Linked DNA regions of Homo sapiens: region 1 is linked to region 2. A link is a loop called in an ENCODE intact Hi-C map of the cell type or tissue named here. Cell type or tissue: MCF 10A. All regions are shown on one strand. Links, peaks and the distances in the headings refer to the core of each region. The heading gives the core; the rest is flanking DNA.

Region 1 (2,930 bases), core at 165-2,664, 370 kb before region 2:
GTGCTCTGTGCTTCCAACATCAGTTCATTTACCAAAGCCTTGTAGTGCTGTTCAGGTCTGTCCTGCATGTGTGCCACATAATGTCCATTCTGGGACCTGCACAGTGACCTACCCAAGTAGTGCAGGTCTCAAAGCCTTTGGCATGCTGTTTTAGGTCAGATCCAAGCATTTGTAGGTTGGGAGTTAGCTCAGAAGTTCATACATAACTCTATAAAATCACTTTCTTGAGCTCCCTCCTTTCTCTTTGGCACTATCTAGCTCTCAAGGACATTTTTCCTAGTCCTATGACTAGAGAGACAGGGCTTCAGTTTCCTCTCTCTGCCAGATATTTTCTTTGACCAGTTTTGCCTCTGGGGCTGAGCAACATGAGGATATAGGGAAATAAAAGAGCAAAGGACGTTCTCTCCTATGTTCTTGAGAATATATTTTTCTGGCCCAAGAGGAATGTTCCCCTCCCTCTTTGTGTTAGTTTCCTGCATGGCTACTCCTATCATCTCAATACCATAGGATTTTCTAGGTTTGAGATGAGAGAGAATAAACCAAACCAAACAAAAACCAGAGGATTTAACCACCTCTCTCTGACCCTCAGGGGCTGGTTTTCTTGCTTCTCAGACCAGAAATAGAAGCTTTCTCCTGGAGATTTTTCCTTCTATACCCAGTGTGCAGTTTTCAACTTCAGGCTGCCTTTGAGTCCAGGTCAAGCAATATTAGAGTTAAAAACTAAAGGAAAAGCAAAGAAAAATGAAAACATAGAAACACCCCAATTTAATACTAAATCAAATTACAGCTTTTTTCCTAATCTATAAGCTACGGTTTATTTTTAATTAATAAACTTTATTTTTAGAGCAGATTTAGGTTCACAGCAAAACTGAGCAGAGAATTCCCATATATCTCCTGTTACCGCACTTGCACAACCTCCCTCACAATCAACATCCCAAACCACAGTGGCACATTTATTATAATTGATGAGCCTGTATTGACACAATCATTATTACTAAAATTCCATTGTTTACATTAGGGTTCATTCTTGGTAGTGTATATTCCATGGGTTTTGACAAATAACAACATATATGCACCGTTATAGTAGCATACTATATGGGTATATAATGGGGTATATAATCTCCACCCCAAGGGGAGACATTACTCTGATTTTTCCACCTCATGTTTTTCCCTGGTAATTGCTGTGACAGAATGTTGTTTTTGGAGTTGAGTAGGCAAGTGGTGTGCATGATATGAAAAACCAAAAAAAAAAAAAAAGAAAAGAAAAAAAAGCCACCAAACCCCACAAACTTTCTGACCCAAAGCACTCATCAGTTTTAGCCTGTCTATGCAGTGATCGAGGACTTTTCCTATAAGTGAGAAGATCCTACCTCAGTTTTCAGCTGGGTTTTAGATCTGCAAGAAGTGCTGCCCCAGTCAGCCTTGGGGAAATCAGTAGAGGATTAGTTAGACAGCAGAGCAACCACTGGAGGGCACTCCTGAAATCTAGAGGTTTCTTCCTCCCAAGAAAAGGGTTGCTCGAGTCCCTGCCTGAGGCTGTGGGTTTGTTTAACAAGGAGTAGTTTCCCTGCCCTAAAAATCCTGTATAGTCTGTCTGTTTATTCCTCCTTCAGCCCTAACCACTGGTGACCACTAATATATTTACTGTCTCCATAGTTTTGCCTTTTCTTTAATTTCATGTAGTTGGAATCATCCAGTATGTGGTTGTTTCTTATCAGCGTCTTTCACTTAGTAATATGTACATAAGTATCCTACATGTCATATTGTGCCTTTACAGCACATCTCTTTTTAGTGCTGAATAATATTCTATTGCCTCAGTGTACCACATCTGTTTTATCCACTTGCCTACTTAAGTACACCTCAGATGCTTCTAAGTTTTGGCAATTATGAAATAAAGCTATCATAAACATCCATTTGCAGGTTTTTGTGTGGATATGTTTTCAACTTTTTTGGATAAGAACCAAGGAGCATCATTGCTGGATTGTATGAAAAGAGTATGTTTAGTTTTGTAAGAAACTACCAAACTGTCTTGCAAAGTGGCTGTACCATTTTTGCATTCCCACTTTTACATCCTTACCAGTAGCTGATGCTGTAATTGTGTTGGGTGCTGTTAATGGCCATTTTAATATGTGTGTAGAAGTATCTCATTGCTCTTTTTAATGTGTAATTGTCTGGGGATGTATGATTTTGAGCATTTTTTTCATACGCTTATTTGTGTAAATCTATGTCATTTTTGGCAAGGTTTCTGTTCATGTCTTCTGTCCATTTTTTAATCAGTTTGTTTATTTTCTTACTGTTGAGTTTTAAGTATTCGTATATTTTGGGTAAGACTCCTTTATCAGATTTGTTATTTGCAAATATTTTCTCTTAGTCTTTGGCTTCTCATTTCATTCTCTTGACATTGTATTTGCAGAGCATAAGTTTTTAATTTTAATGAAGTCTAGCTTATTTAGCTTTTTCCTCTACTTTTATTTTAGCTTCAGAGTTTACATGCACAGGTTACCTGGGTGAATTGTGCATCACTGAGGATTGGTGTACAAATGATTCTATCACAGAGGTAGTGAGCATAGTACCTGATAAGTAGCCTTCCAGCCTGTAACGCTTCCCATCCTCTCCATCCTCACATGCATGTGGGGGCTGCAGAGTGATTTACATGTCAGATAGTTCCATATAAGCATTTGGATTTCAGGTTTTTCTTAGAACTGAGCCATCTGTAACTTCAGGCTCACATCGTCCCCTCCTGGGCACCTCACTGGGGGCAGAGTGGGGACTGTTCTCTCACTCCTGTCCAGCCCCATTGTACCCCTGGACAAATGGATACAATACTATTAAGGCTGTGAACTTAAAATAGCTCCATAGCTGACAGAGGTGTTGTCCGTGCTGCTGCTGCCTTTGAGAGGCCCCTGGCTACCGTCTATCCAGGCCCTGCC
Region 2 (2,930 bases), core at 307-2,806:
CCACTCCAAATCAAAAGGTAGCTTGTAAGGCATGATGCACTTCACTTTCCTCTACCTTTGGACAATTCTCCCTCTTCTGTTTCAGGTCAGAATTATTTTGTCTAGTCTATGAACAGAAATATAAACCTGTTTTTTCTAATCATGTCATATCTCCACTATTTTTTTATTTAATAGACAATGATCTTCCTTGATCTTAAAAGCTGAAAAAAGTGGCATGATTTTCTCCTACTGTAAACTATTCCTCAAGCAGATGACACTCTTTCTTTGAGCTGCCAAGTTTGAGATCAGTAAGCAGTTATATCATAAGGTAGGAGACAGTATATGCATTAATTTCTTAAAATATTTTCCCACTTCATTTATGTAAGTTCTTCACCAGGAGAAATGTCAGTCACGAGTTTGTGCCTGTGAAATTTTTTTGTGTTGTACATTTGCTCTGTATTTGCCAGTATGTCTAATAAAAACCAATAAGATTCAAGGAGATAACTTACAGAACCTCAAGCAAGAATTATGATATTTGATTGAGAGAGAAAAGAGAGGCCTTGTGTACCTTGGGAAGTTTTCTTTATTAGAGGTTAGGAATGTTTGGAAAATCATGGCCGCTATTGAAGGGAAAGAACTAGCTTCATTCTCTGTGATCTCAAATCATTAAAAATTAAAGAAATAATTTTATTATTCATATTTGCTTAATTTACATAACCAGAGCTTCACATCTATGTCAGGATATGAGTAAAAGTGATATTATTATCCATATTGACTAAATAGAACCCAAATACCACGAAGTTTGAATGGCAGCATGAGGGTCCTTAGTAGTCGCGTAGAACAGGAATGAGAACTTCTACCTCTCCATCCTTAGGTTAGAGCTCTTTTATTTATGACACTTGTTCTGTTTAAATACACCTACCATCTTGCTACAATTATTTCAATTGTTCCAACCTTTATGGCAATACATACTTTCAACACATGTTTAGTGAATACCCACCAAGTGCAGGCACTATTCTGGAAGTTGGGGATACAACCATGAACAAGCCTGACAAAATCCTTTCTCTTGCAAAGCTTACATATTACTAGGGGAGAACAATAAACAAATAAATAAGTAAAGGTATGGTAGATTGGTTGACAATAATAAATTAGAATCAGGGAGGGAGAGGAATACTAGAGGTACAAATGGTGTTATGATGTCTTTTTTTTTTTTTTTACAGGGCAATCATGGAGGTCTTCATAGAAATGAATTGAGCAGATACCTATGAAACTTGAAAAAGCAATGTGAAATCTAGGGGAAGAACTTTATAGAGGGAACAGCAATTTGAGATTATTTCTCTTGTGAGTCTAAATCGAAAGAGAGGTCAAATAACATTTGTGAGGAAGGATATATCCTCTCATGGGCCTAAAAGTAAATAGGTTTTTTCCCCCCCCGACCAGGTAGCTTAATTTGTAAAAGAACAAATTTTGATCTGATATTATAGAGGGAAAAATACGTGTTGCTCTTGAACTTAAGAAGATGAACAACAACAAAATAAGCAATAATAATAAGCAACAACAAAAAAGCAATAATATAAACTACTTATATTCTAGAAGGTAGAAGGCTACCCTTTAAATCATCCAAAACCCAGAGACATTAAAACTATACACAAATGATTACTGTAAATAGGCACCCTTGCATGTGCTGCCATCTTGTGGTACAGGAGAAAAGTGTTATTATTTGACTGTATTAATGACTACTACCCACGTTCTTAGTTGACCACATCTGTGTCCTGGGAGAGAAAAGTATGCTTTATAACTGATCTTTAAGATTAAATACCTTTGAATTAAATTAACATTGTATAAAGCAACTTAAAAGTGTAAATTATGAAAATAAAGACTTTATCAGCTTGACTGTTTAAAAATTACTTCACAATACATAAATTTTTTTCACAATGCACAATACATAATTTTAAGCTTAATCTCAATATCGTGTAATACCCAACTCAACCTCTTTCTCTACTTAGGCAGATCTTGTCTTTCATTCTTGTTTAATTGCTTTCTATATGTTATACAAGATACACAATGATAGTTTTCACTCTTCCCCAGTCCACTTTTGTACTATTTAGCCCTACATGACTTGAATGGACTGGTTGCCTGGGTAATTATGAGCAGTGTACTTGGAAGAATAGGATTCCTGAGGGGAAGCTTCCCAAGAAAGCGAATTAATCTATCTTGGAAAGTAACTCCCTTGTCTCCTGGAGTGTTAAAGAACATCTCCTATGGTATGTCATTATGACACATTTGTCTTAAGAGAAAAAATGTTTGAGAGATTGCTTTATGGTAACACCTAGTCACAGATTTAACCTTTGCCTCCATCTGAAAGAAAAGTTGGCCAGCAAACCAAAAGTCTGGGAGAAGCCATCAAGAGGTCAAAATTGTGCAAGACTCCTTGTTTACTTGAACCATCTTACAGAGTCATTCCTTCAGATTCACATAATTTTCCCTTAGTTCAACATACAAAGCAAGACATTTAAGTTAAGTCTACTCATCTATATAGCGCTCTGTGTTCCTGCTCACACCTGACCCCAGATCCACCACTTTAAAATATTGTGTGTGTCACTGGGGCCTGTCGGGCAGTGGGGGGCTAGGGGAGGGATAGCATTAGGAGAAATACCTAATGTAGATGATGGGTTGATGGGCGCAGCAGACCACCATGGCACATGTATACCTATGTAACAAACCTGCACATTCTGCACATGTATCCCAGAACTTAAAGTATAACAAAAAAAATTTAAAAAAAAATATATGTGTGTATGTGGTGATGAGGTCTCTCTATGTTGTCCAGGAGATGAGGTCTCTCTGTGTTGACCAGGCTGGTCTTGAACTTCTGGCCTCAAGTGATCCTCCCACCTTGGTCTCCCAAAGTGCTGGGATTACAGGCATAAGCTACCACACACGGCCTCATCATT

The links. Peaks named below come from ENCODE experiments on the same cell type or tissue, not always from the same donor. Only the 100,000 strongest peaks of a DNase experiment are listed, where the experiment ranks them.
Region 1: a loop joins it to region 2, with 11 times the contacts of the local background. A loop is called at or near these places in 8 of 110 quality-filtered maps.

The regions. Positions count from the first base shown.
Region 1 is chr5:129,270,046-129,272,975 of GRCh38, reverse strand. The region is part of intron 3 of LOC102723654 (a long non-coding RNA gene); the gene reads right to left. Among named protein-coding and RNA genes, the nearest start is that of MIR4460, 130 kb to the left of the region's middle. In MCF 10A, for the core only: no CTCF peak of the experiment used is centred there; a DNase peak (open chromatin) is centred at 1,465.
Region 2 is chr5:128,904,451-128,907,380 of GRCh38, reverse strand. All of the region lies in intron 6 of LOC105379168 (a long non-coding RNA gene), which reads right to left. Among named protein-coding and RNA genes, the nearest start is that of SLC27A6, 60 kb to the left of the region's middle. In MCF 10A, for the core only: a CTCF peak has its summit at 1,664 (motif pointing left); a DNase peak (open chromatin) is centred at 1,670.